Regions from separate parts of the Homo sapiens genome. Here region 1 is linked to region 2. The links are chromatin contacts, found by Hi-C or POLR2A ChIA-PET in ENCODE. All regions are on one chromosome and are shown on one strand. The core of a region is the stretch at or near the end of the contact, and the rest is flanking DNA. Distances in the headings are between cores, read along the strand shown.

Evidence for each region. Hi-C counts contacts between places; a loop is a spot of excess contacts on that map. ChIA-PET counts read pairs that join two places held with the same protein, here RNA polymerase II (POLR2A). Pooled maps may share reads with other maps.
Region 1: a loop to region 2 is called in a map of MCF 10A, with 3 times the contacts of the local background. The contact joins the promoter of LINC01825 here to the enhancer-like site in region 2. A Hi-C loop is called at or near these places in 1 of 168 maps with a recorded cell type or tissue (MCF 10A), 2 of 37 single-sample maps with no recorded cell type and 8 of 50 pooled maps. POLR2A ChIA-PET finds 5 or more read pairs at or near these places in 2 of 52 experiments (PC-9 and activated CD4-positive, alpha-beta T cell).

The regions. Positions count from the first base shown.
Region 1 is chr2:195,529,601-195,536,344 of GRCh38, forward strand. LINC01825 (long intergenic non-protein coding RNA 1825) reads left to right here and starts at 3,364. Exons shown (of 3, transcript NR_186609.1): 1 at 3,364-3,643. RefSeq lists an enhancer at 4,514-4,563.
Region 2 is chr2:195,313,975-195,321,380 of GRCh38, forward strand. The region is part of intron 1 of LOC105376755 (a long non-coding RNA gene); the gene reads right to left. Among named protein-coding and RNA genes, the nearest start is that of LINC01825, 220 kb to the right of the region's middle. Within about 2 kb of position 5,262, at least 3 of the 41 ENCODE cell types and tissues checked have a DNase peak (open chromatin) inside an H3K27ac peak, as active enhancers do.

The DNA of each region.
Region 1 (6,744 bases), core at 2,114-4,613, 210 kb after region 2:
ACCCAGGAGGCAGAGGTTGCAGTGAGCCGAGACCGTGCCACTGCACTCCAGCCTGGGTGACAGAGTGAGATTCCGTCTCTAAATAAATAAATACCAAAGTGGAGTTCCCAACATACAAATTCATCAATTATCTATTTTGTTCATATTGTTAACAAAAGAATTGCTAGTTTAATAATGCCTGTTATTTGTTCATTAAGTCTGTCTTGTTTAGGTAAATTTGTTAGAAATATTTGCAATAGTGAACTGATGGGAATGTTGAACAACAGATCCAAAGGAGCTCCAGGAGTCACCAGGATACACCCTCCCTTGAATGAATTTGTTCAAATTAATTTTAGTCTTGTCTGTAATCTACTCAGGTTTCATGTTAATGGAACAAGCATCTGATTAATTTAACTGCAATCATATGCCCCACCTCACCCCATTTTTCAAAATGGAGAGAGGCTATTCCTTGAAAAAAGAAATTTGGCAATACCAAAAGTTGGAATGGATGTTAGGCAGCTGAAAACAAGGAACGTCCACCCTGGTCCAGCCCTTTGGCTTCCTGATATCCTCATACATCATCCTTCTTTACATTATAGATCCAAAATGTCCCTATCCAACATTTTGTAAGTATTGCCAATAAAATTGACAAAGGACTCAACCTCTCTCCAAAGAAAGAAAACCCAAAGTTGGTCAGTTTCTGGTGAAGTTGCCAAAAGTGGCACGTGACTTACTCTTGACCAGTCATTTAAACCATATTTCCCTAGAAACCATGGGTGGTTCAAGGAAAGGCGCAGGACCCAAGGTAGACCAATCATAGCCAGTGGGACTTCCCTTATTCCCCCACGGAAGGCTTGAAATACTGCCAACAACTTAATCCTCTTCTTTATTTCTTAAGAAAGTTTGAAGTAAGATTTTCCCTTCTTCCAAACAGAGAGTACTAACCGCCCTTCCCTTGGCTTTCGTCAATGAGGAAAAGATTACACTGCTATTACCAAAATAACAGTGAAAGGCATACTAGGAAGCTAAAAGTCAACCAGTGACCATTGTATCCCCTGTTCAAATATATTTTAACAGTTTTATTTGGGTACCATTTACATATTATAAAATGTATCCATTTTCTGTATACAGTTCAATGAATTTTAATAAATGTGTACACTTGTGCATCTACCACCACAGTTCAGTTTTACAACACTTCTGTCACCACAGAAAGTTTCTCTGTGCCCATCTGCCATCAGTCCCAACTACAATACCCATACCTACATAACTATTGATCTGCTTTTCTGGGCAATAGTTTTGCTTTCTGTAGAAATTTCATATAAATGGAATCTTAACACATGTAGTTCTTGTGCTTGGCTCCTTTCACTTTGCATAATGTTTTTGAGATTCATCCATGTTGCTGCATGTATTAATAATTTATTCCTTTTTATTGCTCAGTAGAATTCAGCAAAATGGATATATCACATTTTGTTTATCCATTCATGAATTAAGGGACATTTAGATTTTTTTAACACTTCTTATTTGGCTATTTTGAATAATATAGCTATGAATCTTTACATACAAGAATTTGTGGACTTATATTTTCATTTCTTTTGGGTGGATTCTAGGAAACTATATTTTTGACTTTTAAGAAACTGCCAAATTGCCTTCCAGTTCACATTTTACATTCCCTCCAGCACTGAAGAAAGTTCAAGTTCCTCCACATCCTTCACAACACTTGATATTACGTCTTTTTGATTATTGCCTTTCTACTTGGTATGTAGTGCTATCTCACTGCATTTAAATTTGCATTTCCCAGTGATTAATGAGCATCTTTATTTGCCATTTTCATACCTTCTTCGATGATGTGTCTACTTAAATCTTTGCCCATTTTTGAACTGGGCCATTTGTTTTCTTATTTTTGTAAGAGTTCTCTATACATTCTGGATTTAAGTTTTTTATTGTATGTTATTTGCAAATATTTTCCCTGCAACCCCTAATCCTTGCCAGTCTTTTTGCCTGCTGAAAGGAATAGTAGGGAACACTGATAACAATGTTTATTGAGGCAGTGTGATACAAGATGTCTTAATGCAGTCTTTTTTTATCCAAAACAGACCTTTGAGGGAGCTACTCTTATCATTCCTGTATCACAAATGACAAAAGTACATTTTTAAGGAATTAAGTTGCTTGCTCAGGATCACATGGCAGGAGAAGTGAAGAGAATAGCACAGGTTTTTTCCCTAACCCACTCTTGTATCAATCGCTGGCCAGTCAAGATAGATTTCTTGCCAAGACTCTTGACTCCCCTAGAGGCCCAAATTTACCCAAGGAAAAAAATGCATATATAGCTATAGCCCTTTGATTTCTTTTGCACCCACTGGAAATAATAAAAGTTACTCAAGCAGTAAGCAACAAGCAGTCCCCCACGTCACTCTAATTCCTGCCAACTGTCCATTGTATGGATGCCAGAAGCCACTGAGCCATGGAAATTACAGTAATAGAAGAGTGGGAGGAAATCAAATTAGTCTTATGCTCCATGACAGCTAATACCAAAAACTTTACATTATAAAAAAATGTTAAAAGTCTACCCATAGAGCATTCAAACAGAGTTTAAGACAAAAAGGAGCAGAAGTGTAGAGGTAATTTCCCCCAGTTCACAGGACACTATTAGCACCTTGAGGGCTCCAATGAAGTATATAGAGAAAATGGTGGCCATGTGTTTTTAGGAGAGAATGTCCCACAAAAGTACTACCCATCGGGGAGCCCAAACAGAAGGAAAAAATGGCAGCCACTACATGGTAGCCAAACAGGCTTATTGATTAGTCTCTCTCTCTTTCTCTCTGTCTCTCTATCTCACACACACATACACACACACACACACACACACACACACAGAGTTCTGTAATTTTGCATGACATAGTGTATATTCAGTATTGCACAGAATGATTCAATGAAACTTACAAGACCAGAAATAAAAATATTAGTCTGGTCCTGCCTACACACTATCCCTTTTACCTTTTACTCCAAGTTATTTAACACTCTCTGGGTCTCACCTTTCTATTCTCTTAAAAGAAGCAATTGGACCAGATAATATCTTAAAACTTTCACAGCTCTAACCATCTCTAATGTTCAAAGAGCTACCCAGTTCACACTTTGCCAAAGAAATTGTAAATTGTGGTATTTCCTGTAAAAGAACTCTCCGATTCTAATCTTTAAAAAAAAAATTCTGAAGCCTATTTCATTCTCTGAAAACTCTAAATTAATGTTTAGGATATGTCTATCATTTTTAAAAAGAAAATGCCCTTCAGGCAAAAGAAAACTCCACGTCCTCATCTGTGGGCTGGCCTTCTTAAAGGCACAATGCATTCCTAACTTCTAACCTTGGAAGGGCACTTTTTTTTTTTCCTATCGTAAGAGCTCTCTGAAGTCTTGTTTGCAGAACTGTCTGCAAGGCTGCTTGTCACCTTCGAATATACTCCATCAACATGCTGCCACTTCATCTTGTTTAGGCTCTTCGACTGCTTTATAGAAGGACACTGAAGTCCACATCTATCTCCTTGAGACAGGCAAAGAAACAAATCCTTTATCCTGTCTCAAAAAGAGCTGACAAGCTTTTAGTAGTGTTTATCTTCACTGAAGGGTGATAACCTTGAAAATGAAAGTGAAAAGAGACTGATACAATTAGGTATGTAGTCTTCTCCATACTGTATTACAATTGGTTTTCTTTTATAGTTTAACATAGTATAACATTCTTTTATAGTTTTATATAAGTCGAAGTTTTCTGTTGTCCACACTGGTTTTTCTAAAACTAAATTTAAAGTTACAGTTTATTTACAAAATATCAGTGCATCATGTTGTGACTATTTTGCAAAAATGTAATTTTCCTCTTAAGCCAGAAGGGGTTAAAAATATTTCTTTGAAATGTTTTATCCTACCATTCTTCCCATATCATCTATGCCATTTTTTTCTCTCCCTTGACATTTGACTCCATGTTATGTCATATTCAGAGAGATTTTTCTAAAATAAATTTCCCAGATTACAGGCAAATCTTAGAATTCTAATTATTTACATCTTATAGAGTCAAGGACAGTAAAGGGTAGATTTGACATTTCATTAATAACTTGTGTATTCAAATTTCCATTTGTGTTAAATTGTGCCCACTCCCGAGGTTCCAACAAATATAGATATGCCTGGCAAGCTAGTAGCTTGGTTATCCACAGGTCATTTTGTGTGAACAACCATGAGTCCCTTAGAAAAGAATTCATCCTGCTGTGAGTTGGCTGAAAGCAAAAAATACAAAAAAGAAAAGAAAAGAAGAAAGGAAAATAGCTCATCCTATCAGAACAAGAAGTCAGACACAAAGATTTGGCCACTAGAGGAGAGTGGTGTCTCTGAGTCCAATGTCATGTCTGCTTTGTCCCCATGCCAGCTCCACAAGTTTTCATGTCTAAGTCACAGGGGGGAAAGAGTCCACGAGCAAAAAATCTAAGTGTAACTCAAAATAGAAGAGAGACATTCTTTCCCACTACGTGGCAGAGCAAGGCGTATCTGTGGTCTCTTGTGGGTGTCTGATTCAGCTACAAGAGATCACAGTGGTTCCTAACAAATGACTGGCAACAGGTTGCTGAAAGGGGCAGCAGTCAGCAGGTAAACTTGTACCCAGCATTCGCAAACCCCTCCCTGGCGACTCATCGACACACAGAAGGGTCACTCTCATGAGACTGAAATCCTGCAAAGGAAGAGGAAGCATCCTCTAAGGCACCACTGCTACTCTCCTCTCTCTGCTACAGCTACCTTTCCATTCTCCCATGCCTCTCTCCATGGGTGTGCTTAGCCAACAAATCCAGGATCTGTGGCAGTACTGAATCATCAAGTCCCAGGGGATAATAGCCAGAAAGGGCCTTGGAGGCCAGATTGACACTGCCCTATCCCATCTCTCTGGAGCTAGTTGGTGCTGGCAAGGCTCTGAGTAGCAACACAGTCTGTGAGTCAGCGTCCGCCCACAGCTGAAGGTTGTTGCTTGTTCTCAGTGGGAGCTGAGTGTGGACAAAATATCCCTGTGGGCTTAATCTGGCCTGCAGGCTGTATTTAGCCACCCCTGCTCTGGTCCTAAATTACTTCGCAGTGATACAAGAATTTCTAAAAGTTACACTGTAAGGTTTTGGCTTAGAACTTGATATTACCTCAAGTGTGTTATCCTAATAAAATACAGGCCATCTCATGCTTTTTATTCCATTTATACAGAGCCAATGATCTTATGCATGGAGGTCTTTCTTTGGCCTTGATTGTTTTTTTATCTTTCCATCTTCCCACCTCCACAAAATCTTTATTAAGTCTTGAAGATATGCCAGGGAGTAGCTCTGAACAATGTAAATTATAACTTTCCCTAAAATGGCACAAGCTAAAACATAAAGATATTAAGACTCCATAACAAGGTTTTAAGATGCTTAGAACTGTACCACTGGGCTGGGCATAGAGTAACACATCAGTAGGTAATTTTTTAGTTGAATTTTGATGAATGAAATGGAATGAAGTATCTGTTTGTTTGTTTGTTAAGAGCAAGGCAGTGTCATATACTCAGAGAAGGAACTTGGAAGAAGCTTCTTTGAAGAAGTCATAGGTTCACATTCTACTTCCCTTACAAAACGTATAACCTTGGGAAAAAACATAAAATGGAGATAAATTATATCTCTGCAGAATGTTATAATGATAAATTAGGTAAGTATGTAAATCATCTGATATAATGTCTGCTTCAATTGGAATTGACCATCTTTTTTTAAAGTCATAAAGATTATCCTTATGGCTATATGCAACGAGGACTAAAAGGTCAGTGTCTGTCACTTCTCTAAGCAAATGTTGGGCAGATCAGATAAGGGATACATACTGTCAGGAGGTCTCTCCTGTTTAGAAAATGAATGTCAGTTATAATTTGAAAATGGAAGTTTTTGAAGGCATCTAAGCACTGGATGCTATGAAGAACTCCCAGAAATATCAAGAACTCCCAGAAATATCAATTTTCCACTTTCCTATCACAGAAAGCTCTAGGCAGTCCCTAGTTTAAACATGGCATATACCATTTGGCCTGGAACATCTGGGAGGTGAGACTACCCCCATGTTCCAGGGTCAGATTTGGCCCACTGGACAAGTCACCACCTCTATTCATCTGAGGCAATTCATTGTGGAGACAGCACTAGACCGACTCAGGGGTCTAAAACCATGAAATCTAGAATTGGTTCCATTCCCTTCCTAGCTGTATGGCCTGGGCAAGTTACTTAAGCTCCTTGAATCTCAGATTCCTCATTTATGCAATGAGAACAATATCTGTTCTTCCTGCACGATTAAGTTACTGATGGTTATTGTCATTTGCTCTACCCTAGCTCCACCTATATTGCTCGGGCTTAATGAGTGTTTCCTCAGCCTTGTGTCAGGTCTCGACTTGTATTACCTCATGTAGTTCTCATATCAACTTAATGAGGTAACTGTGATTCCCATTTTACAGATGAGAAAACTGAAACACTGAGGGGTTAATTAACTTACATACTTGGTTAGTGGCAGAGCAGGAATCTGACTTCAAAGCCCATGTGCCTAGCCATTATGCTAAGCTGTCTCTTAGAAACAGGTAGGTTTTGAGTGCCCAGCACTCATTTAACATGTATGTATTTAGTGCAAAGTTCTCGCCCTTGAGGACCTCATATCCAAAGTCATAGTGTAGAGATGTGCAGGGTCAAATTGATCTTTGTACCCACCCCGGAAGATCTGAAAGAACCCCAGGTCTTCAGCAAGTGG
Region 2 (7,406 bases), core at 4,012-6,511:
GATGAGAAAGTGCCTAAGCCCAGCAAGACCATATATAACTATGGTACAGCAAACTGTGAATGAAATAAGGAGCCAGAAACAGAGAGCAGCTGTAAATTATAAGATTGGTAAAAGAAACAGAGAATCTTGACAAGGGATTTGACAAGTCATTATAACATCAGATGTGGATCTGATGACAATACAGTTCTGTAGAGTTGTGGTTGCTCAACCCCAAGAGAATTCTCTGTGACTGAGTTGCAGGCATCATCCTTCAAGACCTCCTGTTCTACTTGAGTGAAGATATTCTTTTCGAAATTTCACATTACACAAAACTGAGACAAACTACTATGCTGATTAACAGAATTAAGTTTTCAGAGTGAAAGACTGAAAATAGTGACATAAACAATTACAAATGTGATGTTCAATAAACGAATTGCAAGAGTACACAATGGAGAAATGCATATTCAAGAAGTTCTATGAAGGAGAGGTGGGTAGGTGGGTGGTTCACCCTAAGACCAAGACGGGCTCAGAGCATATGACTGCCACTAAAACAAGCAAACAAGTGCAAACTTCGACTTGGACTTTAATAGAAATATAATCTCTAGATCAAGGAAAATTATTGTGTTCAATTCTGCATATTATTTTTAGACAGAAGTTGCTATATTGTGACAAAGACACAAGAAGTAAACAAGTTGACAAGCAGTCCATAAACTACTGCTACCTGAAGAATTGGGATGTCTGGCCTGAAGAAGCACGGGGGTGTGTGTGTGTGTGTGTGTGTGTGTGTGTGTGTGTGTGTGTATTGACTGGGGGTGGGGCTTCGGTTGGGCCATAAGAAGCGCGGGGGTGTGTGTGTGTGTGTGTGTGTGTGTGTGTGTGTATTGACTGGGGGTGGGGCTTCGGTTGGGCCATAACGGCTGACCCTAAATGTTTGATGATGAGTTACCATGTAAAGCAGGAATCATTCTTATTTTGAATACTTTCTGAAAACAAAACCAAAGGATAACCACTGTAGAGGAAAGGATTTTCACGACACTATGAATGAAATATTTTCTAATAATTAGAGTTTCCCAGTAATAAAATTCCTGGAAAAGTAGTGAATTATTTGGTACTAGAAATATGCAAGTACAAATCAGAGTATTGACCAATAATGCAATAGAAGTGATTCTTGTAATAGGCATGCAGTGGGACAGGATGAGCTCTCATATTCTTTCAGAGTAGAATATTTTATTGAAGAGAGACACATACAAAAGACACAGTGAAGAAGAAAATGACAAGGGTGTATGGGAGGCCAGACATGGAAAGGCAAAGGAAAGAAATGAAAATCACAGCATGATGGTGTATGCCACACATCATAGGCTAAAATACAAGGGATACCAACTGGTGAGCTCCCCCTCACACATTGTACATGTCCTTATCCCTGTTGTACACCCAGCTCAGCCCTTTGCAGGGCACAGCTCAATGAAGCCACACCAGGGAATCAATGCAGGCTCACTGTTAAGTTAATTTATCTGCCTGCTCTTTCAGGGACTGTTAGAAGCACCAAGAGCACAGCCAGAGTGTCATAAACAGGTAAACTTTATAAGCAGTCAGCTCTTCAAAATCAAATGCTCTCAGTCCAAGGCAAGGAAAAGCAGAATATACAAAAGAAAATCTGTGAGAATTATTATTGTGAGTTGTGGTGGATACTATTAAGTGATGCCATTTACGATCATCAAAATAATGCATATTGTCCCCTGGAATTTGTTCTCTGACATGAAAACAACTGGAGAAAACTAGGGCTTTTATCAATATCTCATTTTAAGAAATGTGGATTAAGTATAAATAATTATAGAAAGAAATCAAAAGACAATAAAACAAAATGGAAGGCAGATTTAGACTTTTCATCCTTCAAGTATAAACCTGAATGTTCAAGTTTTATTCATTCCTATGCAGTTTAAATTATTAGCATTTTATTATGTAAAGCTGCAAATTTGGTTTTACAGTGAAATAAATTTTTTAACACCTGTTTCCTTTTCTGTAAAATAAAAGATTTAAGCAACATGATTGCTACAGCCCATTTCAATTCTGAAATTCAACAATTAATAGATTATATTTACTATTTACTACAGCCACCAGAGTAGATAATTTTGAGAGACCTTGTTGGAATTAGTCTCAAATCATTTTCAGATTCTCATTAGCAGGCAAGAGTTGAAATAATGGAAGCTATTATTTCCCAACTACCATCAGTATGCAAGTCTCAAAGAAAGATGATAGAAGCAAACAGTCTCAATTATTAGAAACATGGCTTTCATGTCAATAGGTTGAGGGTACAGAACAGAATGTTGATGGAACCTAGAAATGCTCTTTCTGCTCACACTATACAATGGTGCTTGTGGAATTAATTTCTTGTAAGAATCAAATAGGAGCCTTTAAGTCTGATTTGCGTGATTTCCCAGTTGCCTTTCTGGGGAGCCAGGAGTTTTATTATGAACCCTCACGGTGATCCAGAAGTTGAAGGGATAATTATTCTTGTTAAACGTCACATTGCAGTAAGATATCCTCCTAGAAATATAGGAATATGAAATAAGACTTAAAATTGGATTCTGCTATTCACAATTATGTGTGCCTTTTGACTATTTGAGCATATTCAGCATACAAAGCATGCCCATTAAGTGACATAAACTTCTACACTAGCTGAGAAATATCATGGTAGAAACTCTAAAAAGGAAGTATATGATTGAACATTTTGGCTCAAAGCCATAAGTTACTGTGAGCTCAGAATGAAAGATAAGATAAAAGCAAGGACTGTAAAAGTATCTAAAAATACATATGATACAAGATTTTCAAAATAAAAAAAGACAGCTAAAAATGGTGCAGAGATCCTTAAGAGCCTTCAAAGTGTATCTTAACAATAATAACTCAAATGTCCCTGAGAGAACCTGATTAACAGTGAGCAAGAAATCCCTATTAACCTTTACCAGCTTCAAATGATGACATGTTCACATCATTTCATGTAATAGATAAACAGGAAATCAAATAAGACCATTTTGGAGTAATTGGAATATTGCAATATAAAGAATCTGCCGCAGAGTAGATAATCAACAAATGTTAGTTTTCCTGGGAAAGCACCATCTCTAACGATTATCCCTGGATATTTTGTGAAAACAGTATACTTCTGGTAAATCAAAAATTCAATCAGAATATTCCTCCGTAGTTTAATTCTAAGCTACTCTAGTTCTGTGATATTTGATATACACCATAGTTTTAAATCCAAGACCCTTGTTCCAAAGAACTTGAAAGAGTTACTAAAATTAGAAACATACTCACTGTTAAGATGAACAGTGGCAAACACATACTGCATGGTCAAGAAATTATGTCTGATGTTTACATAGTCACAGGAGTTGTTCCTCACCAAACAGTAGTTCTCAAACTGTAGTAAGCATGAGAATCACTCAGAGAGTTTCCTGAAAATGGTGATGCTCTATGCTAACTCCCATTCTTTAGAAGGGCCAAGAAATCTGCATTTTAACCATCATCTGGGTATTTTGGAAACACATTTGTTCTCAGAGTATACTTGGAGAAACCATGTCCAAAACATATGTGGCTGCTTCTCAATGAAATTTGTCTGCTAAAATGAGAGACATAGAATCTTAGCATCGATGTGATTGTCTGAGTGGATTTCAAATGCAATGGCGTGCTAGTTCTGCCTTGGACAGATTTTCATAATTGAGTGGCTTAGGTGGGGACCCAATATAACTAATCAGAATGTGATTGATGCCACAGCTGATAAAGGTGAACTATACTCACTAATGCGCTACACTCTGGGAGCTTCTTTATGCTGGAGGCTGGGACTGTTGCCCAGACTCTGTGATTGTAATGAAGATAGGCATGGGTCTTTAATGTTTTCTACCTCCTACTCCAAATGCTGAAAAATGGTTAGTATTGAGTATTTTTATACATAGCAAGAACAAGATAGACTGAGTTGGAAATTCTAGTCCCATATATCCCACTGACAATATTCTAATATAATTTCTTTTCTAATGTTCTATTAAAATGATTGATGTCAAATTAAACCTTTGGAATGGTGGCTGGTCATGTGAAAAAGTGACAGTTGGCCAGGATGCCATTATTAACATTTTGCATTCAGACTGATTTAACAACCCTGCTCCACTCGGCATTATATGTGTGCATTTACCCCAATTTGTACTTCCTAAAAAATGCTCTTCAATGAATAAATTGGCTCATGACAGCTGTTCCTTACCTTTTTCTAAATCTCATTTGTAAATAAGGCTCAGCCACCTAGCAATCAAAAGGTTGTTATAGATTACTTTGTAGAATTTTTACTGATCCAAGTTATTTCTTATTTCCAAGTTATGGAAAATAACTCATTATGTATTTTCTCTCTATACACTCGTCAGGCTTTAAAAACCATGTCCTCCAAAATGGAGACAAAAGAAAATCAAAGAGGTAAATCGAATATGCCAAATTTTGGAGAGTAAAAATATCATTATATGCAAACCTGATACATTTCATAACCTGAGTGACATCCCTTAGACCTCCAGTGCACTGGCAAGCTCTAGAAACCACCTGATCCAAGCTATCAGAATACCAAAACACCTGAATGCTATGTCTAAAATTAGACTATTGAAATTCTCCCTGGATTGTCACTTTGCTTTATTACCAACACATTTTTTCTCTGGGTGTCACAGTTGCTTTAAATGAGTAAAGAGTGCCACCAAGCGGCAGCATGATATTCATAAATCAATTCTATTTTCCTTCAGAAAAAATATACTTTACCTTTGTTAATTGTGCTGACATTCTTAAGAGAGACAGGATTACTCACATGATTTAAAACATTTAATTTCAATGTTCAAGTTATATCTCAGTAAAAAAGCACATTTTGCTAGATTGATGAGCAAATTTGCTATGATACATTTTTTAAACATGAAAGTTCTATCTGCAGTATTTGTAAAAAGGACAGTCATGCATTGCTTAACAATGGGGATACATTCTGAGAAATTCATCATTAAGCAATTTTATCTTTGTGGGAACATCATAGCGTGTATTTATACAAACCTGGATACTATAGTATGCTACACACCTAGGCCATGTGGTATAGCCTATTGCTCCTAAGCTACAAACCTGAACAGTATGTTACTGTACAGAAGGCAATTGTAACACAATGGTAAGTGCTTCTGTATTTAAAAATATCTAAACAGTAAAGGTACAGAAAATAAAGTATAAAAGGTTTTTTTATAAAGCACACCTCTATAGGGCACTTACCATGAATGGAGTTTGCAGGATTGGGAGGTGCCCTGCGTGAGTCAATGAGTGAATGGTTAGTGAGGAACGGAATGTGTTAGTAATGGAATGTGAGCCCTAGGACATTCGTGTACACAACTACAGGCTTTAGAAACACTGTATGCTTAGGCTACACTAAATTTATTTTAAATTCTTTCTTTCTTCAATAATAAATTAACCTTGGCTTACTGGAACTGTTTACAAACTTTTCAATTTTTTTTTTACTTTTTGACTCTTGTAATAACACTTAGCTTACACACATATTGTATAGCTACACAAAAGTATTTTTTCTTTATATTCTTATTCTATAAGCTTTTTCTATTTTTAAAAGTTTTTATTTTTACTTACTTTGTAAAAATTTCTGTTAAAAATTAAGACACAAACACACATATTAACCTAAGGATCATGAACATCACTGTCTTTCCCCTCCATGTCTTGTCCCAGTGGAAGGTCTTCAGGAGCAATAGCAGGCATGGAGCTGTTATATCATCTCCTATGATAACAGTGCCTTCCTCTGGAATACTTCCTGAAGAACCTGTCTGAGGCTGTTTTACAGTTAAATTTTTTATAAGTAGAAGGAGTACACTCTAACAATAAAAGTATAGTACAGTAAATACATAAACCAGTAACATAGTTGCTTACTAACATTGTCAAGTATTATGTACTATACACAATTCTATATGCTATATTTTATATGACTGGCAGCACAGTAAATTTGTTTATACCACCATTACCGCAAACATGTGAGTAATGCATTTCACCATGACATTATGATGCCTATGACATGACTAGGTGATAGGAATTTTTCAGCTCCATTATAATCTGTAGGACCACCAACAGATATGTGGTCTATTGTTGACTGAAATGTCATTATGTGGAGCATAACTGTATTAATAAGAATCCAATTTCCAAATCTTATTAGCTACATAGTGACTACTGGTATGGAAACCTGCAGTTTCCAGACAAAACTTTTTTTATTATACAAAATGTTGTTTCTGTCCAGATATTTCAAGAATATCAGATCAGGGGCAAAAGGGTAATTTTTTTTAGTATGTATTGCATAATCCCAGCAATGCTGACATTTAATCCCAGCTCCACATTGAGGGGAAATAAGGTATTCTCATTATCCCAACTTCCTTTTCAAAGGACTGTGCAATTTTGTGAAAATAAAGTCCATAGATAGTCCTCTAAATCTATTACAGTTATTAGTTCTGCTTCTGTATTCATGTATCCCCTCATTAAACAAACATGTACTGAGCATCTACCCTGCCAAGAACAGTGCCAAGAAGAAAATGACTAGACCAGTCCTGTCCTAATGATAATCGTAACAAGCTGGGGTCCCTTGGTTCTGATTAGCTCTGTTGGAAACTTCAAGCTCTCTAAATCAAGACAATTTTATTTATAATAATGCATTATATTTGTGAGCATTTTCTAAAGCTTTCAGAATGATTTTGCATTTATAATTTCACTTACAGTCACAATGACTTTGACCATGTACAATAGCTGTGAGAGCTGTTAATTATTATCCTTATAGTTCAGGATGTGGTTAAATGACTTACCTAAGATGTCATAGGAAGGTGGTGCCAAGATCAAAATTAAAATCTTCTAACTTCCTAAACTGTGCTCTTTCTAGGAGGCCATTGCTCCTTATGATAAATACATTAAAATTAGCATGATATTTTGAGCAAGGTCATTATCACAGGAAGTTCTACAATAATTATAATGATGCTGACACTTGGTAAAATATTTTTGGAACTCTTGTTTTAAATTTCTCTTTCTGGGAATATAAGAAAATCAGTCTCATTACATGTTTCATTCAACAGAGATTTATTCAGTATCTGTCACTTGCATGCACTACACTGGGTGATATTGGGATATAAAGATGATCCAGTTGGCAAGAAATTTACAATGTAGTAGGCACAATGAGAAATGTCGCACTGGTGCTTTTTTACTTAATAGATTTGCATGGACATTGTATGGGCATAATGCATATTGTACTTTATTGAATCTAAAGTGTTATTAAACACACTATTTTATGTTCCAATAGGAGAAAATCACTGACAATTAAATTGTGACAAGTTGCTTTCCCATAATTTAAAAATAGTTTACATTTATTCTAAGAGCCATTTAGTCTTACTTTGACA